2 separate regions of the Homo sapiens genome follow, and region 1 is linked to region 2. Evidence: chromatin contacts called from ENCODE POLR2A ChIA-PET data. All regions are on one chromosome and are shown on one strand. Each heading gives the region's core, a stretch centred on a gene start or an enhancer-like site at or near the end of the contact. The rest is flanking DNA. Distances are from core to core; before and after follow the strand shown. Region 1 overlaps MCCC2 (methylcrotonyl-CoA carboxylase subunit 2). Region 2 overlaps BDP1 (BDP1 general transcription factor IIIB subunit).

The links. ChIA-PET counts read pairs that join two places held with the same protein, here RNA polymerase II (POLR2A).
Region 1: POLR2A ChIA-PET joins it to region 2 with 10 read pairs in T-cell. The contact joins two enhancer-like sites. POLR2A ChIA-PET finds 5 or more read pairs at or near these places in 3 of 52 experiments (SK-N-SH, T-cell and activated T-cell).

What each region holds. Positions count from the first base shown.
Region 1 is chr5:71,630,052-71,636,514 of GRCh38, forward strand. MCCC2 (methylcrotonyl-CoA carboxylase subunit 2) reads left to right here. Exons shown (of 17, transcript NM_022132.5): 8 at 2,070-2,134; 9 at 4,892-4,991; 10 at 5,100-5,195. Among named protein-coding and RNA genes, the nearest start is that of MCCC2, 46 kb to the left of the region's middle. Within about 2 kb of position 1,274, at least 3 of the 41 ENCODE cell types and tissues checked have a DNase peak (open chromatin) inside an H3K27ac peak, as active enhancers do.
Region 2 is chr5:71,530,947-71,537,742 of GRCh38, forward strand. It overlaps BDP1 (BDP1 general transcription factor IIIB subunit), which reads left to right. Exons shown (of 39, transcript NM_018429.3): 26 at 1,362-1,481. It also overlaps the pseudogene HMGN1P12. Among named protein-coding and RNA genes, the nearest start is that of MCCC2, 53 kb to the right of the region's middle. RefSeq lists a silencer at 923-1,123. Within about 2 kb of position 2,870, at least 2 of the 41 ENCODE cell types and tissues checked have a DNase peak (open chromatin) inside an H3K27ac peak, as active enhancers do.

The DNA of each region.
Region 1 (6,463 bases), core at 24-2,523, 98 kb after region 2:
GAAGCCACTTGGCAGCCAGGGAAGCCTGAAGTTCTGTTGGAGAACTGGACCCCATCCAGCAATCCACCTTTGAAAGACCATGTTCACAGGGAGAAAAAGGCAGTAGCAGCAGCCTCATCCTTTAGAGAATTCTAAATTCTGACGCACGCTTGACCGAATGTTGAGAAAGGGCTTTGAAGGGTTTGCACGTAGTGTGGGGTGTAGTGCTGTAGCTTTTAGTAGCTTAGAGTAGTTGAAAAAAACAGATAGTAAGACAAGTTTTTGAAGGCGCTTTTTGTTCTCCTGTCTTTTGTTTATCTTTTGAACTTGTCATTTAGTCAAATGAGCTGTTTTAATTTTCTCTTTGACTTCTATCATCTTTGCACCTATCACACTATCAAACGTTGTGGGTGTTCAATAAATATTAACTGATGACAAATTCTTATTTTTTTTTTTGGTTGATATTAGTCAGATCCCTGAAAATAAATATAATTTATCTGTTGTTTATTCCTTTTTGCAACTTTAAATATCCAGACACCTCTTATAATTTGTTATTGTCTGGACTGAATGTTATTTTACACTAAATGTTTTGGAAGGAAAAGAACCAAGAATTTAGTTCTGGGGGTGGAATAATTGGAGGTGAAAATTTTAACTAACTCTCTCTGCAGAAGGATATTTAAGACAAAGCTTTTGATGTAGAGAGTAATAAGTTGTTTCTATGCTGTATTTTCTTTTCTTTTTTCTTTTTGTTTCAGGGCTCCCCTCAAGAAAGACTTTTTCTTTACCTTCAACCTCTCTGTGCTATATTTTAGATTAATGTTCATTATTCTAATAAAAGCTTTTCTTATTTGAGTTGATTAATTTGTTTCTTTTTCTTCAAAGAAATAGGAATCAATAAATAATTCCTAAGGGGTTGGATTGGCATTTAGCCTTAAATTATTTTTCTTTCTTTTTCCTGGTAGAATTTCTCTGGCTATAATTAAGTTATTCTTAATTTATTACTGGAGTTTGTTTCTTTTTGGCCACATTCTGCTAGATCTTAGGTTTAGGTAATCTTGGAGATTTTTTTCCTACCTCTCTTTCCTATGCAGAGTTTGTGATAGTAAATGGAATTTTTCAGCATGTTATTGAGTATTCAAAGATGAATAAATCACAGTTCCTGCCACCAAGGAATTCACAGCATAGAGGAGATGACAGACATAACATGCACATTACTGAACTACATTCTGACACATGCCGTGTTGGAGGTGTAAGTGCAATGCCCTTGGACCGTGGATAGGCAGGCAGTCCTCTATTAATACCATGGAGAAGGCCTGGGCGGGTCAGGAAAGCTGTGTAGAGGAGGCAACTTGAGGTGGGACTTGAAGGGTAAGTGGGAATTCGTCAGGTAGGTGAGAAGAAGAGATCCCAGGCAGTGGGAGGAACACACACACAGACACAAAGTCTTGACCACATGTGTCAGGGCAGCATGACATAGGGAAAGAGGATGGCCTTTCAGGTCTTTCTTCTTTTTTTTTTTTTTTTTTTTGAGACGGAGTCTCGCTCTGTCGCCCAGGCCGGACTGCAGTGGCGCAATCTCGGCTCACTGCAAGCTCCGCTTCCCGGGTTCACGCCATTCTCCTGCCTCAGCCTCCCGAGTAGCTGGGACTACAGGCGCCCGCCACCGCGCCCAGCTAATTTTTTGTATTTTTAGTAGAGACGGGGTTTCACCTTGTTAGCCAGCATGGTCTCGATCTCCTGACCTCATGATCCACCCGCCTCGGCCTCCCAAAGTGCTGGGATTACAGGCGTGAGCCACCGCGCCCGGCCAGGTCTTTCAAGCTGGAAACGTGTGGGCTCAAATGAGACTCCATTGCTTGCTATGGACTGTAAGCAAGTTCTTTGTGACTCTGGGCTTAGATTTTTCACCTGTAAGAGTAAAGATAATAGTCTCCAGGTTTCCTAGGTGCATGAATGAGAAAGCACAGTGTTCTTTAGTTCTATGGAAGAAAAAGTACAGGTATAGTCAGGTGAGGAGTTGTGCATGTTGGGGAAGCATTTTTATATGTCTGATGGACCGATTTCACTGATGATTTTTATCCTTGTTGTAGGTTAAAGCGGCAACTGGGGAAGAAGTATCTGCTGAGGATCTTGGAGGTGCTGATCTTCATTGCAGGTGAAACAGAAATGGTTGTTTCTTTCCGGGATTGAGTGTCATTTTGTTTGTTTGTTTAAAAGAAGTTTTACGTATTTGTTTCCAGTGCTAAACTTGCCAGACCACACCACAGTTTATTTGTTCTTGATCTGCTGGTTTAATGTTCAATTCTTTGAACTGTAGAGTTGCATTTCCAAGCTAGAGCATCAGCCAAGAAGGACTGGAGAGACAGGTTTCTTATTTATTTGACAAACATTCATTGGGCACCTGTTATGTAGCAGGCACTGTTCTGGGTGCCTGAGGTAAGAGGTAGATACTATCTTTGACTTCGAGGACCTTATATTCTAGTCAGGGAGGTGGGCAATTGCAAGTAATTGCACAAAATTATGTAAATGTGGCTGATACGCGATAAGGCTTACAAAGGAGAAGAGGGAAGAGCATAGAGGAGGTGGGTCTGCCCTGGGGTGTACAGTTAAATGTTTAGTAACTGGTTCTCTGGGGAGGAAAAAATGCCCCGATCTGTGGCATTTGCCAATTTCTGTGGTATGAGTGATCCCACCATGGCTGATTTCAGGCTGCCAACATGATGCCTCTATGTGGAATCAGACACAGATGCACGTAGTTGGCTCTTGTGAGTTAGCTGTGAGCTGGCTTCGTCACATTGTTGGCCTGACCATGTTAGGTTAGAGTGCAGGGGTAAGAAGACCCTCTACCTCCTAGAATGTTGTCAGAAGTCAATGAGATACAATACATGTGGATTGCTTTAGAATGAAACTATACCTGCTTTTGATAAGTTAGCTATAAATGTTGGTTGCCATTATGATTATTTTCTTGTTTGTCATCATAGTTGCTCAATAAAGGTTTTAGACTTTTTTTTTTTAGGAGTAATTGGGAAACAATTGAGGAGGAGGGTTTTTTTTTCAGTTTTATATATATATATATATATATATATATATATATATATATATTTTTATTTTTTGTAGAAACAGGTGTCTCACTGTATTGCTCAGGTTGGTTTAAAACTCCTTGCCTCAAGCAGTCCTCCTGCCTTGCCCTTCCGAAGTGCTGGGATTACAGGAGTGAGCCACTGCACCTGGACTAAATTTTTAAGCAGTTTGACTATTTAAAAAAAGTAAAGCTGTAGGCAATATATTATGTTAAGGGTGTAGATTCTGGAATTTAACTTCCGTTTGCCTCCCCTATTCCCCTTGGGACTTAGACAAACTGCTTACCCTATCTGAGTCTCATTTCCTCATAGATAAAGTGAAAATTGTGAATAGTGCCTGCCTCATAACACAGCATCTACTACATATAACAGTAATAACTCTATTACTGTTATTCATAATAACCTGTTTAAAATTGTGAGGAAATGATTGGGGGTGATGAATTTTTTTTTTTGGAAAGTACCATGAAATTTATTAGTCACAAGTGGCTCTGTGTTCTCTCAAATGCATCTTTATACCTCTCTTAAGTCATCCTTAAGAGCTAATTTGACACAAAGACTTATATATACAGTGTATCATTGAAGGTTTTCCTTTCCTGCTGTTTTGGTAAATACTAGACAGTTTTCATAAAAAAGCATTTTATTTTAAATATTTACTGATTTAGAAGCTGTTCCTTCTGCTTCTATTTGACTTCTGACAGTGTAGTTATAAGTCAGCATTTATAACTGGTATTATGTATGAAGCATTTAAAATATATGGTCAGTCATAACATGATAAAATGTTGTATTAAATTAAAGAAACTGAAAAAGATCTACCATTTGTGAGGCATCTGTGGGCTATGAAAAAGAGTAAACGTGGTCTCTGCTTTTACTCAGGAACTCCCAGTCCTAAAGTAGAGTGTCATGAAATCACTGAGAGCCTAGCTCTAAGATATGTCTCCCAAGGAGTTTGGTGTTTTCCCAGGCAAGCCATAAAAATTTAGATTGCAGCAGCTTAGTCCTTACTCATAAAATGAACAAATTATTTTTTTCAGGTATGTATTTTTGACTGACTTTACAGAGTTTTAAATACTTTATTAGAAAGTCATAGTTTATCTACATTTATCTACTATTGAAATAACAGGCCATCTAATTGGGACAGGACTAATAACCAGAGCAAGCCCGTACTTCATTCACTGCACTTGAAATTGAACAGGAACTTCCATGGCCCCTGCCACAGAACCGTTTTACTAGTTCCGATTTTTACCCATAATCCAAGGGCCAATGTATTCAAGCCTTTTCATTTGTTGCCTGTGATGGCTTACTGTCAGTGTAACTTTGTAGGGAGGGGGCTCAGAGTTCTCTCAGAAATGAGAGGCCAGAATTGGCATCTCCATTAGGAGCTCAGTTACGTACACAGTTTATGCCGTAACCAACTACATCATGAAAGTGTGCCGTCTGTGGTTGGCCTTCATCACACGCAATTCTGCTTACGGTACAGGGGATGAGTACTTAATAGAAGCCTTTGTCAGCAAGGCCCCTTGGTCTAGCAGAGGAAGGTTAAGGTTAGAAAATAGAAGGCGGGGGTTCTTATGTAGCTACTTGTGGTCTTAGGTGAAGGTACTTAACTTATGCGTACTTCAGCTTTTCCTGTTTGTAAAACAAAGGGAATACAGTTTTGCCAGAGTTCTTAAAAGGACTACTTAAGATGACATTTATTAAAGATGACAAATTTTTTAAGTGTTTTAGAAGTAAAAGTGCTGTCATCTTTAGATGAGAGAAGATACTTGGGACCTGAGATATTTAATTATTTTCCTTTTCCCTGTTCTGACAAGTTTAGTTTGCTTATTCTGTAGAAAGTCTGGAGTAAGTGACCACTGGGCTTTGGATGATCATCATGCCCTTCACTTAACTAGGAAGGTTGTGAGGAATCTAAATTATCAGAAGAAATTGGATGTGAGTACGATATGTTCTTATATCTTTTATTTTCCTGAAATGCATTTTGACTCACTGCACCTTGAAATCATGTCTTTAAACAGGTTAACATGATCTATATTTCTGCAGGTCACCATTGAACCTTCTGAAGAGCCTTTATTTCCTGCTGATGAATTGTATGGAATAGTTGGTGCTAACCTTAAGAGGAGCTTTGATGTCCGAGAGGTATGTGAAAGTGGAACTGTGAGCTTTATGACCAGCTGTGAGTCTCTTTGTATGTGTATCTATTTGCAAAGCTAAAGTTTGTTAAGATATGTTCATGCCTAGAAATAGATGTGGATCTCAGTAAGGAGTGACATATGTGGCAATGATACCTTTCCATACTGTGGATATCATTGGCACAGAGTAAATACTGAAAGAGGGGAGTGGGGGACCTCAATGATTGGAAAGTTTTCATTGCGCAAAAAGTGTGATTTGGTCATAAGTAAGACTCCATGTCCTGTGCACATTATGAATGATGTAAGGCAACTTAACAATTGTCAGCTATTTCTTTTCATTGTTCTTATTTTGGGAAATGGGTGAAATGTCAGTAAGTTGTTGGAAGAAAAAACATACCCTTTTAGATCAATATGACATTTGCAATGATTAGACCTGATTACAGTTGAAAATGTTGCTATGGTTACACATTGTCGACATAGTGTTCTGTAATTTAGATGGACAACTTTTAGGGTTTAGAGCATATAGTCTTTTATTTTGTTCAGTATCCATAGTTGGCAGAGTAGTTTTTAAATTAGGAAATTATCTTAATATCAAATTCTGTACTGGAAGTTTTAATATTTCAAATTATATTTTCCCCTTGACTATAAAATATTATATATTAGTTGTGAAAAATATAGAAAATACAGAAAAGAAAAAAATTAAATTGCATATAATTCCACCCTCTAGAGAAGGTGGCTAATATTTGGATGTTTTAGGTTAATGTGTATATACGCACATTTTTATGTAGTTGAGATAGTCTATACGTATATTTTTTTGTTTTACTTTTTCTAGTTTAAATTATAAACATTTTCCCATGTCTTTAGAAATTCTTCATGAAATATTTTCTACGGCTAGATCTTAATTCCTATAATAGTACTTGGCAACATGGTAAGTAGTCAGTAACTATTTTCTGAATGCATTGATGGATATAATGTTCTGTTGTATGGATTTATTTAGGCAATACCCCAGCATTGCTAGTGGGTCTTAAATCCTGGATTTTATTGAGCTTCAAGTGATACTTCACTTTAGCAAACGTGACTTAGTTAATTGTAAATTTTTAAATGAGGTTTTTAGTTTAACTTTTAATTAATTATAAGCACAGGAAAAAATGGTACTTAAACTCTGACATACTTGAAAAATGTGTTGGGCCAGGCGCAGTGGTTCATGCCTGTAATCCCAGCACTTTGGGAAGTGGAGGCAGGCAGATCCCTTGAGTCTAGGAGATCAGCTGGCTA
Region 2 (6,796 bases), core at 1,620-4,119:
GCCTGTAGTCCCAGCTACTTGGAGGGCTGAGGCGGGAGGATTGCTTGAGCCTGAGAGGTTGAGGCTGTAGTGAACCCTGATAGTGCCACTGCACCGCAGCTTGGGCGATAGAGTGAGGCTTTGTCTCAAAAAAAAAATAACGTATGTCTTGAAGGCAGATTCTCAGACTTGACTCTTTACTCACAGTTTCTACTCAGCCATACAACGTTTTATACTGTTTTTTTCTGTTAATAAGAGAATAGGCCCAGGTGTTGTGGCCATCATCGCACCACCGCAGCTGGGGTGACATGAGTGAGACCCTGCCTCAGAATAACAAAAGAAAAACAAAAAAATAAGATAATAAGAACCAGACTATATTGTATGTATTCTAGTAGGTAAATACCTTTTTAGTGCTCAGATTACACGGCTCTTTAAGTAATAGGACTCACAAATGAAGAGTAAATATGAGTGAACTTCTTATTTTACATGGCTGTTGCCCTGGGTATCAAGAATCGTGCAGGCTTTGGGGTTTTGGGAGAAGGGAGTTGGTGTGGGGGCAGTGGTATGATAAATATTTTATTTATTTATTTATTTATTTTTGAGAACAACTTGTCACTCTGTTGCCCAAGCTAGAGTGCAGTGGCATAATCTCGGCTCAATGCAACCTCCACCTCCTGGGTTCAAGCGATTCTCCTGCCTCAGCCTCCCCAGTAGCTGGGACTACAGGCAGGCACCACCATGCCCGGCTAATTTTTGTATTTTTAGTAGAGATGGGGCTTCGCTGTGTTGGCCAGGCTGGTCTTGAACTCCTGACCTCAGGTGATCCACCTGCCTCGGCCTCCCAAAGTGCTGGGATTACAGGCGTGAGCCACTGCGCCTGGCCCGATAAATACTTCTAAGGGCTTTCAACTCATTATAGATAGCATTTATGACCGTATATAATTAGTTGATTACATGTCTGCTTTTCTGTTAGATTGTGAATTCATTGAGGATAGGGACTACACTTATCTTATTTGACTTTATATCCCTGTACACCTAGCCTTCTATAAATGTTAACAGACTGAACAGAGAAATTAGGGGGAAAGTGAGGACAAAGTGAAGAAAATGGAAAATGAAATGCCAGGCACTAAGAAGATGAGTCTTAGAAAATTTGCTTACTGGTTTTAATAGTCACAGCCACCTCAAAAATTTTAAATGTTTTACTTTTGCCAAGTTGCTGTCAGTCAATAAAAGAATTACTCCATTCCATTTTTTAAGTTATGTATGAATGTGGATTATTTCTTCATTTTAGCGTTTCATCTTACTTATTCATGTTGAAGATGAGGCTTTGTTTTGCTGTTTATAATATGCCAAAATGAAATGATAAAACTTTATTTTGACAGCTTGAAATAACTGTGAATGTCCCAGATGTAGGATGCATAGCTGTTGTTGAACATGAGCTACCAAACACAGATGTGACTACTGAAGAAATGAAACAAGAAGAAAATTTGAGTGTACCGTTTGTAAGCATCCATTTTAATATGTTTTGGCCTTTTATTCTTTGTTTACTTTGAAAAGACTGGAGGTTCCTTTTGATAGCTTTAGGTTTATAAACACTTTACTTAGCTAATTTCTCTTTGTAAGGAGCTGTTAGTCTGAGTAGTAAAAACTAGTGAAAGCAATGATTTTGTTTGTTTGTGGGCAGAGCTCTTAATATCCTCATAGACTTTTACATTAAAATTCAGTTGCATTAAATTTATACTAAGTATAAACAAGTTAAAATATATTCTGTTGCGTTTTATTTGCACTCTTCCATTATTGGTATTTATTTGCCTTTGCAAGCGGAGGCTTGAAATTGTAACTTTTTAAAAACAGCTTTATTGACATATAATTTACACACCATATGATTTTCTCATTATTTAAAGTGCACAATTAAGTGACTTCTAGTATCGTGCAAACATTATCACAGTCAATTTTAGGACATTTTCATCACCTCAAAAAGAAACCTTATTAGCAGTCACTACTCCTTTCCTCCCAACCCTCACTGGCCTGGGGAACCAATAATTTGCCTTCTGTCTTTATAGATTTGCCTGTTCTAGATGTTTCCTAGACATGAAATTATAAAATCTGATCATTTGTGTCTGGCTTTTTTCACTTAATGTAACATTTTTTACTGTTCATCTATGTTGCAGCATGTAGTGGTACTTCCTTACTTTTTGTAGCCTAATAATATTCCATATGGATATGGTACATTTTGTATATCCATTCATCCATTCATGAACATTTGGATTATTTTCATTTTTTGTGTGTTATACATAATGCTGCTGTAAACATTCATGTAGAAGTGTTTGTGTACAATATGTTTTTATTTCTCTTGGGTACATTTCTAAAAATGTAATTGCTGAGTCATATGGTAACTCTATGTTTCATCAGTTGAGGAACTGCCAAACTGTTTTCCAAAGTAGCTATACCCTTTTACATTCCCACCAGCAGTTTATGAGGGTTCCTGTTCTTCCATGTCCTTGCCGGCACTTGTTATTTCACTTTTTTTTTTGTTCGGTGGATTTTTTTTTTTTTTTTTGAGACGGCCTTGCATTGTCACCCAAACTAGAGTGCAGTAACACAATTGTAGCACACTACAGCTTTGACCTCCTGAGTGTAAATGATCCTCTCCACTCAGCATCCCAAGTAGCTGGGACTGCAGGTGTGTGCCACCATGCCCAGCTAATTTTTTTTTTTTGTAGAGGTGGGGTCTTGCTGTGTTGTTCAGGCTGGTCTCGTACTCCTGTCCTCAAGTGATACTTTTACCTCAGCCTTCCAAAGTGTTGGGATTACAGGCATGAGCCACTGTGTCTGGCTTGACTTTTTGGATCTAGCTGTCCTAGTGAGTGTGAAGTGGTGTCACATTGTGGTTTTGATTTGTATTTCCTTGGTGACTAATGATGTCAGGCACATTTTATGTTCCTATTGGCCATTTGTATATCATCTTTGAGAAATGTCTATTCAAATCTTTTGTCTGTTTTTCTTTTATTGTGCTATTTGTCTTTTTATTATTGAGTTGTAAGGAGTCTTTATATAATCTAGATAAAAGTTGCTTAGCAGGTATATGATTTGCAAATATTTCCTCCCTTTCTGTGGGGTTGTCTTTTCACTTTCTTGATTTCCTTTAAAGCAAAAAGTTTTAAATTTTGATGAAGTTCAGTTAATCTGTTTTTTCATTTGTTGCTCATGCTTCTGTTGTCAGATCTGAGTCCTTTGTCAAACCCAAGGTCATGAAGATTTACCCATTTTTCTTCTAAAAGATGATTTTTGCTTTTACGTTTAAGTCTTTGATCCATTTTGAGTTTATTTTTATACATGGATAACCTCATTATCCAACTTATGTCTTTTGCATGTTGCTATCCATTTGTCCTATCACCATTTATTCGAAAAGACTATTCTTTCCCCATTGAATAGTCTTGGCACCCTTATCAAAAATCAGCTGACCATAGATGTATGGGTTTATTTCTGAATTCTCAATTCTGTTGCATAGATCTATATGTCTGTTCTCATGCTGGTGATGCTATATTGATTACTGTTACTTTGTAGTAAGTTTTTTTTTTGTTGTTGTTGTTGAGATGGAGTCTCGTCTGTCGCCCAGGATGGAGTGCAGTGGCATGATCTCAGCTCACTGCAAGCTCCGCCTCCTGGGTTCACACCATTCTCCTGCCTCAGCTTCCCAAGTAGCTGGGACTACAGGCGCCCACCACATTTTGAGACGGAGTTTTCCTCTTGTTGCCCAGGCTGGAGTGCAATGGCGCGATCTTGGCTCACCACAACCTCTGTCTCCCTGGTTCAAGCAATTCTCCTGTCTCAGCTTCCCGAGTAGCTGGGATTACAGGCATATGCCACCACGCCCTGCTAATTTTGTATTTTTCGTAGACACGGGGTTTCTCCATGTTGGTCAGGCTGGTCTCGAACTCCTGATCTCAGGTGATCCACCCGCCTCTGCCTCCCACAGTGCTGGGATTACAGGCATGAGCCACCGTGCCCGGCCTGGGATTGTTTTCTTAATTTCATTTTTGGATTGTTCGTTGCAAGTGTGTAGAAATAAAAATGATTTTTGTATATTAGCTTTATATCCTGCAACTTCTTTGGTGGATTCCTTAGGATTTTCTATTTGTCAAATCATGTCATCTGCAAATAAAGATAGTTTTACTTCTTTCTGTATTAGTTTCCTAGGATCACTGTAACAAAGTACAGATGCTCCTCGACTTATGAGGAGATTATGTCCTGATAAACCCATCATAAAATAACAATTTTTTTTTTTTTTTTAAAGACAGAGTCTCACTCTGTTGCCCAGGCTGGAGTGCAATGGCGCAATCTTGGAGGCTCACTGCACCCTCCGCCTCCCAGTTTCAAGTGATTCTCCTGCCTCAGCCTCCAGAGTAGCTGGGATTACAAGCGCCCGCCACCACATCCAACTAATTTTTGTATTTTTAGTAGAGATGGGGTTTCACCATGTTGGTCAGGCTGGTCTCGAACTTCTGACCTCAGGTGATCTGCCCACCTTGGCCTCCCAAAATGCTGGGATTACAGGTGTGAGCCACCGTGCCCGGCCTAAAATAAAAAAATTTTAAGTCGGGTACTCTTTGCACCACAAACTTGATAGCTTATAACCACAGAGAATTCTCCAGGCACTTATGGAGATGAGAAAAACAAAACAAAACAAATTTATTCTCTCACAGCTTTAGAGTCTAGAAGTCTAAAATCAAGGTGTCACCAATGTTGGTTCCTTCTGGAGGCTCTGAGGAAGAACCATCCCATGCCTTTCTCCTGCCTTCTGGTGGTAGCCGGCAGTCCTTACCATTTCTCAGCATGCAGCAGCATACTTCCACCCTCTGCCTCCATTACCACATGGCATTTTCCCCTTGTGTATGTGTAACCTCTCATCTTATAAGGAAAGGACACCAGTCATATTGGATTAGCACCAACTCTAATCCAATATGACCTCATCTAAATTTGATTATATCTACAAATACCCTATTTTTAAATAATGTCATATTCACATTATTTGGGTTTAAGACTTTGACATATCTTTCTAGGGGACACAATTCAACCTTTGATACTTTCTGACCTGAATGCCTTTTATTTCTTTTTCTTGCCTAACTGCCCTGGCTAGAACCTATAGTTCAAAGTTTAATAGAAGCGAGAGTGGGCATTTTGGTCTTATTCCTGATCTTAGGGGTAAAGTATCCAGTCTTTCATCATTTATTTTTTTCATAATTGAGATTTTATTGGTTGTGTTGAGGATCAGTACACAATTCTTCACATTTATACCGAAAATCTAAAAAGCCATGTATTGTAATTATTTTTAAGTTACTCTGGTGACTTTCCAGCTTAAAATTTGGAGGCAAGTTTTCATTAAAAGGCTATCAAGTACCAGTATCCTTACATGTTGATAAACTGTTACATACTTCCACAATTTGCAGTTAAATAGCATATATACTGCATACTCAAATTTTCAGTCTTTCACAGCACATTAACAAAATTATTAGGAAAACAGGACTACCACAACCAAAGATTTATAGAGTGCATACAATTCTGACAGGGAGAGCCATGATCAAGGAGTGGTTTTCTTTAGGAAGCAATTCTGCTAAAAAACAACATGGGCCCAGGCGCGGTGGCTCATGCCTATAATCTCAGTAATTTGGGAGGTGGGAGGATCACATGGTAGTTCAAGGCCAGCCTGGGCAACAGAGGGAGACTCTGTCTCTACAAATATGTTTTTTAAAAGTTGGCCAGTCATGGTGGCATGCGCCTGTGGTCCCAGCTACTGTGGAGGCTGAGGCAGGAGGATCGCCTGGGCCCAGGAGGTTGAGGTTGCAGTAAGCTGTCATCGCCGTCACTGCACCCCAGTCTGGGCATCAGAGCAAGACTCTGTCTCAAACAAACCTGAACCAGGTCGAGCGCGTTGGCTCACGCCTATAATCCCAGCACTTTGGGAGGCCGAGGCAGGCAGATCACAAGGTCAGGAGTTTGAGACCAGCCTGGCCAACATGGTGAAACCCCGTCTCTACTAAAAATACAAAAAATCAGCCGGGCATGGTGGCACATGTCTGTAATCCCAGTTACTTGGGAGGCTAAGGCAGGAGAATTGCTTGAACCCAGGAGGCGAAGACTGCAGTGAGTGGAGATTGCACCATTGCACTCCAGCCTAGGCAACAGAGCAAGACTCTGTCTCAAAGCCAAAAAACCAAAAAACCAAAAAAAAAAAAAAAAAAAAAAAGAACCAGAACCAAACCATGGGAATAAAAGTAACTTAAAAATTTCAAGACATCAGATACAGGACTGTGACTCCATATTGCCAGTTAATATAGTGGAATGTTAAGATGATACCCAAGACAGTCAAAGCCTCCCATAATTCAATATCGCACACTGTTTTCTGGTTGTACCAAAAAATAAACAACTGGAAAATGATTTTTACCCTTAAAAGCATGTACACTTAAAAAATGGGATGAGGTGGGATTTCCTTCTTCTTAAAAATGTTTCTAGAGTTACTAAAAAACTTGCATTTGTGAAATAGTTGAGAAAAATATTCCTCTGGAATGTACAAGAAGGGAGACAGGTACTATTGGTAAGACATAGTATATGATATTAATCAGACTTGGCTTTTTTTCTCTCTGGGCTTCATCAGAGGCTGGACTTTCCTTGGTTTTTGTTTCTCTGTTTTCTGTAGGTAAATCTGATTTCTTGGTTAGCCACTTTGGTTTGTTTTCCCTTTGTTCCCCGTTTTTCTCTTGTTTGCACTTTTTTTGTCTGGAGATTTATCCTTTCCTGCTGCCTTTTTTGGCTTTGT